Regions from separate parts of the Homo sapiens genome. Here region 2 is linked to region 1. A link is an interaction called in ENCODE POLR2A ChIA-PET data of the cell type or tissue named here. Cell type or tissue: A673. All regions are shown on one strand. Links, peaks and the distances in the headings refer to the core of each region. The heading gives the core; the rest is flanking DNA. Region 1 has its middle 10 kb from the start of MIR7162. Region 2 holds the start of LOC105376478 (a long non-coding RNA gene).

Evidence for each region. Peaks named below come from ENCODE experiments on the same cell type or tissue, not always from the same donor. Only the 100,000 strongest peaks of a DNase experiment are listed, where the experiment ranks them.
Region 2: POLR2A ChIA-PET joins it to region 1 with 5 read pairs; 4 of 35 experiments call an interaction of 5 or more read pairs at or near these places.

Annotation. Positions count from the first base shown.
Region 1 is chr10:30,376,251-30,381,750 of GRCh38, forward strand. It overlaps the pseudogene NIFKP1. Among named protein-coding and RNA genes, the nearest start is that of MIR7162, 10 kb to the left of the region's middle. In A673, for the core only: no CTCF peak of the experiment used is centred there; a DNase peak (open chromatin) is centred at 2,551; H3K4me3 peaks cover 402 bases; H3K27ac peaks cover 862 bases.
Region 2 is chr10:30,524,491-30,529,748 of GRCh38, forward strand. It overlaps LOC105376478 (a long non-coding RNA gene), which reads left to right and starts at 5,173. Exons shown (of 2, transcript XR_007062102.1): 1 at 5,173-5,258. RefSeq lists an enhancer at 5,080-5,229. In A673, for the core only: no CTCF peak of the experiment used is centred there; no DNase peak of the experiment used is centred there.

The DNA of each region.
Region 1 (5,500 bases), core at 313-5,312:
TCACACCTGTAATCCCAGCACTTTGGGAGGCCGAGGCAGGTGGATCACCTGAGGTCAGGAGTTCGAGGCCAGCCTGACCAACATGGAGAAACCCTGTCTCCACTAAAAATACAAAATTAGCCGGGTGTGGTGGCACATGCCTGTAATCCCAGCTACTTGGGAGGCTGAGGCAGAAGAATCGCTTGAACCTGGGAAACAGAGGTTGTGGTGAGCCGAGATCACACAATTGCACTCCAACCTGGGCAACAAGAGCAAAATTCCATCTCAAAAAATAAAATAAAATAAAAATAAAACACCAAGTAGATCAGAATGTCCAAACTTACTAAAGAAGAAAAGTGGAATCATTGGCTATATTTTCAAGTTGCATTCAACAGGAAATGTAAGTTTTGAATTATTTTCATCTTCATACTTCCAAGTTAATAGAATTAAACCAGAATACTCCATTCTTTCAAAGCCTCTAGCCAGGCAAAGTTTTACTGTATTACTTCTTGCTTTCAATGGATATAAACCAGAGTCCTGGTAGGCACATTTTTGGATGACTGCAAAGATGCAGAACTAAACAGTTCCATCTGTTCAATATTAAAACAAAAGTCCTGTAAACCTCTGATAGTGAGTATAATACTTTAGCACTAGCACCAAAGCCTCAAATATGAAAAGATACCAAGAACACCACTAGCAAACAGAAGTGAGCTCTCAGCTGGGAGCAGTAGTTCATGCCTGTAATCCCAGCACTTTGCCAAGCCAAGGTGGGAGGATTACCTGAAGTCAGGAGTTCAAGACCAGCCTGGGCAGCATAGCGAATTCACATCTCTACAAAAAATTGAAAAAACTAGCTGGGCGTGGTGGCACACACCTGTAGTTGCAGCTACTTGGGAGGCTGAAGTAGGAAAATTGCTTGAGCTCAGGAGTTCAAGGCTACAGTAGCTATGATCGTGCCACTGCACTCCAGGCTGGGTGAAAGAGCGAGACCTAGATAATTACAGTCTGTCCTGCTCCTGTTTACATTAAAATCACTAAGTTAAAATGCTTTCAATCAGCAGGATAAAAATTAAGTGAAATGTGACTTTGGAGTTTGGCCAGAAAATAGGCAATGGAGAAACAGACACTTTCCACAAGAATAAAAATGGCAAATAAGCATATAAAAAAGGTTCAAAAGCACTAGAAACCAAAGAAATGTAATGAAAACAATGAGATTTTCTGCTTAGAGACCAGCATAGAGGACAAATGGAAGGGGGAAACTGGAGCTCTGTCCTTGTTGGTGGGAGTATAAACTGAACCAATTTTCCTGCAGGATAATTTGAAAATTTCTATTAAAAACCCTAAAACTGTTTTATGTTATTTTCCTCCAGAAATTCTACTTCTATGAATTCAGTCCAAAAATGATTGCTCGAGTCCATTAAAATGTATACATAAAAAAATTTACCTCTGGGGTGGCAATGATTAACTTAAGATACATCCAGCCATTAAAAATGATGATGCAAGGATGTATTGACTGCCATAGAAATATGCCCAAAACATAGTAAGTGACAAAAGACCATATACTATGATTCTACCTTTTAAAATGTTTATATGCATAAAAAACTATAGAAAACAACAAACCAGAATGTTTTGAGTGGCAAAATTAAAGATTTTTCTTTATATTTTGTCTTCCAAATTATTACAAAAAAATTTCTTCATATTTTGTCTTCCAAATTATTACAAAAATAATTACAAATTATTACAAAAAGAATTATTACAAAAAGAATTACAAAAGATTTTCGTTATAATCAGGGAGAAGTATTATTTTCATTTATTTATATTTAAATTTCTTTTCCTTATTTTTTCTCATGTATGTATCATGTGTAGTCTAGAGAGCTTGAATCCCTGCCTTTTGAGGTAAATCAGCCCATTTCTGTCTCTATAAATTTGCCTTTTTTGAAAATTTCAAATCAATGGAATTACACCATATGTGGTCTCGTGTCTGGCTCTTTTACTTAGCTAATGTTTTTGAGGTTGTTCTATGACATATAACATGTTTTAGTAGTTTGTTCTTTTCATTACTGAGTAGAAATCCACTGATGGATATATCACATTTTGTCAGCAGAGAGCCTTTTAAACTTGGATTCCAACTTCCTCTGATCTAAATGAAACCCTCCAAACACAGGACTTGTAGAGGAAGCTGCTGTGCATGTCAAAATAGCTACTTATCAGAACCAGCTTTGTCATCAGGACCCTGAACTGGTGCAGAAATTTTTATTATTTTGCGACTTCTTTTTTACAGGGAATTTTTGTGCTACTACACATCAGGACTTTTGAAGCATCTGATACATCCATTTAACAAGAATGAGCATGTGTCTGAGTGGACAAGAAAGTGAAACCATCCATGATACATTGTGTATTTTTTCCTCCCCCAGACTGGACCAGGGAATTTCTTAACTTTCTACAGTATCCAGTCTCCATTTACAAAGCTGAACAGTATTAAAGATCCTGCTGCCTTTGTCAGGCAGATTTGGAGGGGAGGCCCAATAGCAAGGGTGGAGAGGAAAAAGAGAGTGGAGCTTGTGGAACAGGAAGCCCCCCGGGGTCTGCGCTTGGCTCCCAGCTGTTGAGGATGTTGTGGATGGTGAAGTGCTGATGGTGTCCTGAGGCAGCCTAGCACCTCCAGTGGGCCCAGAAGGTCTTGATTCGAACACTTACCCCTGTTTCACAAGTGTTTAAAAGCTGTTTTTGCTTTTGTTATTTTCCTAAATAATCATTACTTGGTAGTTAGTTATTAATCTTTCTTTGGGAGAGGGACAGGACTTTAAAACTGAAGAACATAATTTTCATTAAAATATCAAAAATGGAAAAAGGTTACTTTGTAAACAATTTGCTAAACAAACCAAATGGCAGCTGTTGAGAATCTCAATAAAATGTTAAATGCATATGCTGCTTTTAGAAGAAATAAATTAAAAAATGCATTTGCTGGCAGTGGTACCCTTTTGCCTAAGGTTGGGTCACTGTGTCATCATACTGTGGTGAGGGTATGTGTGGTGTATATGTGTGAAACTTTTCATCTCAGGACGGATCGTAATCTTAGTTGCAATTTTCCTTCCAAATAGGGTTACGAAGTAGTAAAACATGGGCTTGGAAGTGACAGACCTGAGTGAATCAGGACAACTTAAAAAAAAAATCCAATAAAACTAATTTTTAATAATCCTGAGGTTGGTTTTTGAAACAATAGATACAATTATTTACTCTAAGCATCTGGTTATAATTTTGAATCAGTAATACATACTGTCGCCACACTTTTTTTTTATGGAAACAAAGTTTTCATCCAGAAAACCCCAAAACAGTGACTTTTTTTTTTTTTTTTTTTGTAAGACGGGGTCTCACTCTGTCACCCAGGCTGGAGTGGAGTGGTAGATCTCACCTCACTGCAGCCTTGACCTCCCACCTCAGCCTCCTGAGTAGCTGGGACCACAGGCGCCACCGCGCCCGGCTATTTTATTGCATTTTTGGTGGAGATGGGGTTTTGCCATGTTGCCCAGGCAGGTCTCAGACTTCTAGGCTCAAGCCGTTCGCTCACTTCAGCCTCCCAAAATGCTGTGACTACAGGTGTGAGCCACTGTGCCCAGCCTGGAAGGATTTTTTAAAACATAAGTTCAAGCATCTTATCTGAACTCTTTTAATTGGAGGTATCTCTTCTCTCATTATCCTCATCTTTGGTGTTCCCCAGAGTTCACTGCTGACTGGGATGTACAACATATATTTCAAAGTCGAGGTTGGGTGCAGTGGCTCACGCCTATAATCCCAGCACTTTGAGAGTCCATGGCAGGCAGATCGCTTGAGTCCAGGAGTCCTAGACCAGCCTGGGCAACATGGCGAAACCCTCTTTGTATTAAAAATACAAAAAATTGGGAGTTTCCGGGAGCGCCGCCTGGAGCTGCTGGGCCACTTTTGGCATGGCGGCCTTTTCCCGCTCGGCTGGGCCAATCCTGTCGCTGAACCCGCAGGAAGATGCCGAGTTGCAGAAGGAAGTGGCACAGGTTCACAAGCGCATAACCAAGCGAAAAAAAAAAAACAAAAACAACTTTCTCCTGGTGTAGTCTATGTGCGCCACCTACCTAATCTACTTAAGGAAACCCAGATCCTTTCCTATTTCTCCCAGTGTGACACTGTTACAAGGTTCAGACTGTCCAGAAAGAAAAGGACTGGAAATAGCAAAGGCTATGCATTTGTGGAGTTTGAGTCTGAGGATGTTGCCAAGATAGTTACTGAAACAATGAACAGCTACCTATTTGGTGAAAGACTCTTGGAGTGTCATTTTATGCCACCTGAAAAAGTACAGAAATAACTCTTTTAAAGACTGGAATATTCCATTTAAGCAGCCGTCATATCCATCAGTGAAACGGTATAATCAGAATCGGCACTTACACAAAAGCTACGGATGGAGGAGCGATTTAAAAAGGAAAGAAAGAAAGAAAGATTTCTCGGAAGAAATTAGCTTAAAAAGGAATTGACTATGATTTTCCTTCTTTGATTTTACAGAAAATGGAAAGCATTTCAAAAACGAATCATCGGATGTCTACAAAAGGCCAGGTTTTACGTAAGAAGAAGAAAAAGGTTTTAGGCACTCCTGACACTCTTGAAAAGACTGTGGATAGCCAGGGCCCCACACCGGTTTGTACATCAACATTTTTGGAGAGATGAAAATCTGAAGTGGCTGAAATGAAGGATGATGATGAAGATAATGAAATAGTTTTCAAACAGCCCATATCCTGTGTAAAAGAAGAAATACAAGATACTCAAACACCTACACATTCACAGAAAAAAAGACGAAGAAAAAGCAATCAGTGATTTTCAATGTAATATATATAACATTTCTTTTGAAAATTGTAATATTTTTATGATAAAAAATACAAAAAAATTAGCTGGGCATGGTGGCTCATGCCTGTAGTCCCAGCTGCTTGGGAGGCTGAAGTGTGAGGATCACCTGAGCCCAGGAAGTTGAGGCTGCAGTGAGCCGTGATCGCCGCACTGCGCTCCAGCCAAGTCGAGTCATTACATTTATCTTAACCTGTTCTAGGCTGGCTTACCAGAGATTTGTATTAAGAATACAATAGGCGATCTCACAGACATCTAAGTACAGAACTCAAAATATGACCCCACCATGGAAGGACTGGGCTGGGAGGTGATTTTTCTCCCCTGCATGCCTTCACTCTGGATTTCTGCTCCATGCTTGTGCTTTGCTCTGCAGATGGACGTTGAGCACGTGCTCCAGGCTTCTCCAGTCTCTGAGGCTTTGGCCTGCCCTGGCAGTACCCCTGGTCCCAATGTTACTGGAACTTTCCTTACAGATGCTCCTCTGCAAAAAAAATCTGTCGAACACTCTCTGTGTCATTTCCAATTAGCAGGATAGAGAATCTGATCTGTCTAGCAGCAGGGGTGGGAGTTCCCTGGTTGTCCCTGGATTTGTAGTGCTGCCCTTTCCAAAGACTTGAGGAGGGGCCGGATATCCAAAAAGAGGGTGCAGTTGGGA
Region 2 (5,258 bases), core at 259-5,258, 150 kb after region 1:
GTTAATTACCTCTTTGCCTTTCATTAATTACTTCTTTGCCTTTCTTTATAATTTTGCCAATTTTTACTTATCTCTAAGTAATAAATACATTACTGAATATTGCTTATTTTTAAGCTTTATTGTACTATGTAAACTTGGTTTGGCACAAAATTATGTTTTTGAGATTTAACCACATTGATTGAGATACTCCCTTCCCCCCGCCATTTTTTCCTTACCTTATTGGTTGCAATTGATTATTAATATTTCACATGAATATTTTACCTAATCCAAAGTTAACTAATAAACTTTATTCTGCTCCCAAATCAAAGAACCTCAGAATGCTTTAACATCAATCTCTCCACTCACAGTTAACATACCATTGTTGTCCAGTAATGTTCAACTTCACACATATAATGTTCAACACAATATATGTTAACCATTATATTGGTTAACATAATCAGTGAATTTATATTTTCCCACATTTAGGCCAGGCATGGTGGCTCATGCCTGTAATCCCAGCACTTTGGGAGGCCGAGGTGGGTGGATCACCTGAGTTCAGGAGTTCAAGACCAGCCTGGCCAACATGGTGAAACCCCGTCTTTACTAAAAATACAAAAATAAGCTGGGCATGGTGGAGGGCACCTGTAATCCCAGCTACTCAGGAGGCTGAGGCAGGAGAATCACTTGAACCTGGGAGATGGAGATTGCAGTGAACCGAGATCACATCACTGCACTCCAGCCTGGGTAACAGATTAAGACTCAGTTTAAAAAAAAAAAAATAGCAGGGCACGGTGGCTCACACCTGTAATCCCAACACTTTGGGAGGCCAAGGTGGGTGGATCACCCGAGGTCAGGAGTTCGAGACCAGCCTGGCCAACATGGTGAAACCCCATCTCTACTAAAAAAAAAAAAAAAAAAAAATTAGCCGGGCGCGTTGGCAGGCGCCTGTAATCCCAGCTACTCAGGAGGCTGAGACAGGAGAATCACTTGTACCCTGGAGGCGGAGGTTGCAGTGAGCCGAGACTGCGCCATTGCACTCCAACCTGGGCAAGAAGAGCAAAACTCCATCTCAAAAGAAAAAATGTTCCCACATTTTATTTATTCACCAATCTTTCTTGTATCTCAGACTTCTCTGTGATCATTTCCTTTTATTGGGAATTGTATATTTTAGAGTTTTTGAGAGTCTGTTAATGGTAATTATTCTCAGTATTGCTTTTTCAAAAACAATCTTTCAAAAACATCTTCAAGATGTCACAATTTTACTTTTTTCTTTTAAGAATTGCCTTGTTTGGGCAGGCAGTTTCCTGTCAATACTCACTTTCTCACGGCACTAATATTGAAGATAATAATCTACAGTTTCCTGACTTTCACTTTTGCTGCTGAGTAATTAGCTGTTCATTTTATTTTCACTCCTTTGTAGATCATATGTCTTTTCTCTCTGGCTGTTTCTTTCCAGATGCTTCTTTTTTTTTTTGAGACAGAGTTTCATTCTTCTCACCCAGGCTGGAGTGCAGTGGTGCAATCTCAGCTCAAGGCAACCTCTGCCTTCTGGGTTCAAGAGATTCTCCTGCCTCAGCCTCCTGAGTAGCTGGGATTACAGGCGCCCGCCACCATGCCCGGCTAATTTTTGTATTTTTAGTAGAGACAGGGTTTCACCATGTTGGCCAGGCTGGTCTCAAACTCCCGACCTCAGATGATTCATCACCCTCAGCTTCCCAAAGTGCTGGGCTTACAGGCATGAGCCACAGTGCCTGGCCCCCGGATGCATTTAACAATTATTCTGCTTGGGATCTGTGGGAGTTGCTGAATGTATTACATCAATGATCTCTGTCCACCTCCCTGGTTCAAGGTTTTCTCCTGCCTCAGCCTCCCAAGTAGCTGGGACTACAGGTGCATGTCACCCCATCTGGCTAATTTTTGTATTTTTAGTAGAGACGGGGTTTCACCATGTTGGTCAGACTGGTCTCAAACTCCCATCCTTAAGTGATCAACCCCCCTCAGCCTCCCAAAGTGTTGGGATTATAGGTATAGGCCACCGCACCCTGCTTTCTTTGTTTTGATACAGGGTCTTGCTCTGTCACTCAGGCTGGAGGGCAGTGGCACAATCTCAGCTTCCTGCAGCCTCAACCTCTTGGCTCAAGCGATTCTCCTATCTCAGCCTCTTGAGTAGCTGGGACCACAGGCATGTGCCACCACACCTGGCTCGTTTTTGTATTTTTTGTTGAGATAGGGTTTCACTATGTTGCCCAGGCTAGACTTGAACTCCTGACTCAAAAAATCCTCCCACGTCCCAATGTGCTGGGATTATAAGCATGAGCCATCACACCTGGCCGTATCAATTCTCAAAATTCTGAGTCCTACCCTTGCTAATATTGCCTCTCACACACATTCTCTGCTACTGCTTTCCTGACTCAATGCATGCTGGGCCTTCTCTGCTATGTGTCTTAACCTCTTTATTACTTTCATTTTTTATTTTTATTTTTGGCACTGTAGGGTACATTTTGAGTAATTTATTCAAAAGTATCCTCCATCCCACTAATTTGGTCTTTAATTGTATCTAATCTGGTGTTTGCGTTTCGATTTTTAATTGTAGTCATTATCTTTTTATATGTTAGTTGTGTTAGTTGAAGTTTGGATTTAGTTCTATTGTTTTTTCTTTCTGTGCATTCTTCCTCATGATTTTTTTTTTTTTTTTTGAGACAAAAGTCTCGCTCTGTCAGCAGGCTGGAGTGCTGTGGTGTGATCTTACCTCACTGCAACCTCTGTCTCCCGGGTTCAAGTGATTCTCCTGCCTCAGCCTCCTGAGTACCTGGGACAACAGGAGCGTGCCACCAGACCCAGCTAATTTTTGTATTTTTAGTAGAGATGGGGTTTCACCATGTTGGCCAGGATGGTCTCGATCTCTTGATCTCATGATCTACCCGCCTTGGCCTCCCAAAGTGCTGGGATTACAGGTGTGAGCCACTGTGCCCAGCTGAGCTCATAGTATTTAGAACTCTACTCTGGGGATTATTTAATACTTAAGGCTTAGTTGGTTTGAGTGTACATTTTTCCAGAAAGTATTTGTGTTTGTGTCTGCTTGGCACTGCAGACATTATCAGCCAGATCCCTGTTGTCTCCTCTTGTGGCTTTCCAGGCTACGCAGACCCCATCAACATGAAGATTGTCCATGAATGCCCAGGGAGAACTGAAAGACATGACCCCAGAGCCAAAGCAGAAATAGAACCTGTCTCTTTGCCCTCTGCTTCAGTGAGGTCAATTTTTTTTTTTTTTTTTTTTATTGAGACAAAGTTTTACTCTGTTGCCTAGGCTGAAGTGCTGTGGGGCGATCTCAGCTCACTGCAACTTCCGCCTCCTGGGTTCAAACAATTCTCCTGCCTCAGCCTCCCCAGTAGCCGGGACTAGAGGCGCCCACCACCACTTCTGGCTAATTTTTACATTTTTAGCAGAGACAGGGTTTCAAGGGTGAGCCACCACACCCAGCCAGTGAGGTAGAATTTTTCTCACTTCACCGTTTCCTGGGTCTGGGCGCTGTGTGTGTGTGTGTGTGTGTGTTTGGGATGAGGAGTGTTCATTGATTTGACTTCTGTTCAAATGGAGCTCAAAGCTTATCTCCCGTGTCCATAAACAAGGCTGTTCAAACAGGTTAGGCCACCTGGGGTCGGAAGGTATTTTAAAGTATTTTAGGCATGTTCAAGACATTATACGGGGCCCCTGACAGCCATCAGATATGCAGAAACTTATGTACAAACACATCAAGTGAGACTTCACTGGATAAAAAGATTTCCAAAGCCATCTGGAGTTGGAAGGTATTTTAAAGTCGGCCACAGCATCATTGCAGGCTGGCCCCCTGAGCTTGTATTTCTGCTTTGTTCCACGCGAGCTTCCTACAACCTTATCCATTCATTTCAAAATATTGAACTTTGTATTTTTTCTAAAATTTTAAGGCTTTATAACAGAGTTTCAGGACGTCTAGTCTGCCATATTCCTAGAAGCAGAACTCTCACTTTATTTTATAATACACTGGAGTCTTGCAACGTGTCTTTCGCAGTGGAGGCCCTCACATGTGTGCTGGATGAATGTGTGACGGCTGCTTTTCACATGTTAATTCCATCTCTCCTGTCAGATACTCTTGCATTTCTTTCATGTCTGCCCTAGCGTCTAGCTTAGTGCTGTGCGCTTGTTAGGGGTTCATTATAGCACTTGTTGAATGAATACACAGGTCCTTGTCTTGTCTCTCTAGGGAGGGAGTTTTTATAATTGTTCTTGGAAGCCTGTTTTATATATTAGTCATCTTTACATTAAAAAGTGCCTGTGGGGCCAAGTGTGGTGGCTCACACCTGTAATCTCAGCCCTTTGTGGGGCTGAGGTAGGAAGGACACTTGAATCCAGGCGTTTGAGACCAGCCTGTATAACAAAGCAAAACCAAAATAAAATAATGATAATTATTACATATTATTTATCATTCTATAATAATAATTATTATTAGCCAGACTTGGTGGTGCGCACCTGTAGTCCCAGCTACTCAGGAGGCTGAGGCAGGAGGATCACTTGAGCCCAGGAATTCAAGGCTAATCATGCCACTGCACTTCAGCCTGGGCAATAGAGTGAGACCCTGTCTTTAAAAAAAAGTAAAGTTTTAAACCATTAAAAAATAATAATAAATAAAAAACACTCATGCAGTCTAATCAATGCCTCTTCCCCAGATGTTAACCTGTTTCCCTCCCTTTTGCCCTTTGTGAATATGGAGAACAGTTGCTTGACAATTTTCTCATTTAACAACAATTACGTTTTTAGATACCTAAATGATGTTAAGGCAGCTCTTTAAAACATTGCTTTGCTGAAGCAACCTCATTCTTCCAGTGGTAGAGAACATAATTCCGTATATTTGTGGGGGTGGTTGGGTGTGGAATGACCAAAGCTTTATTTCGGAAGTTCTCTGTCACTGAAAGTGCCCTGATAGAAATAAAGCACTTAATGAGGTCTTGGACAGGTGCTGCCCGCCCAGCATTCTTGCTGAAACTCTCCCTGTGCGTCACTGGCTCCTGGGCGCGATGTTTCAGGTAACTCGGGCAAAGCACGCATGCTGCTGTGGCTCTGTGGTCAGCCCATGACGAGAGCCTCGTCCACGTTCCGTGAAATCTGTGAGTGCTGCCCGAGTCGAGCTACCGTTGCTCACCACCGCCACTTCCTGTCTTCCTACCCAGCGCCGCGGCTCTCGGAGGCTGCCAGTGGCTGGGTGCGCCTGGCCTGAGTCCTCCACCCGAAGAAAATAAGGA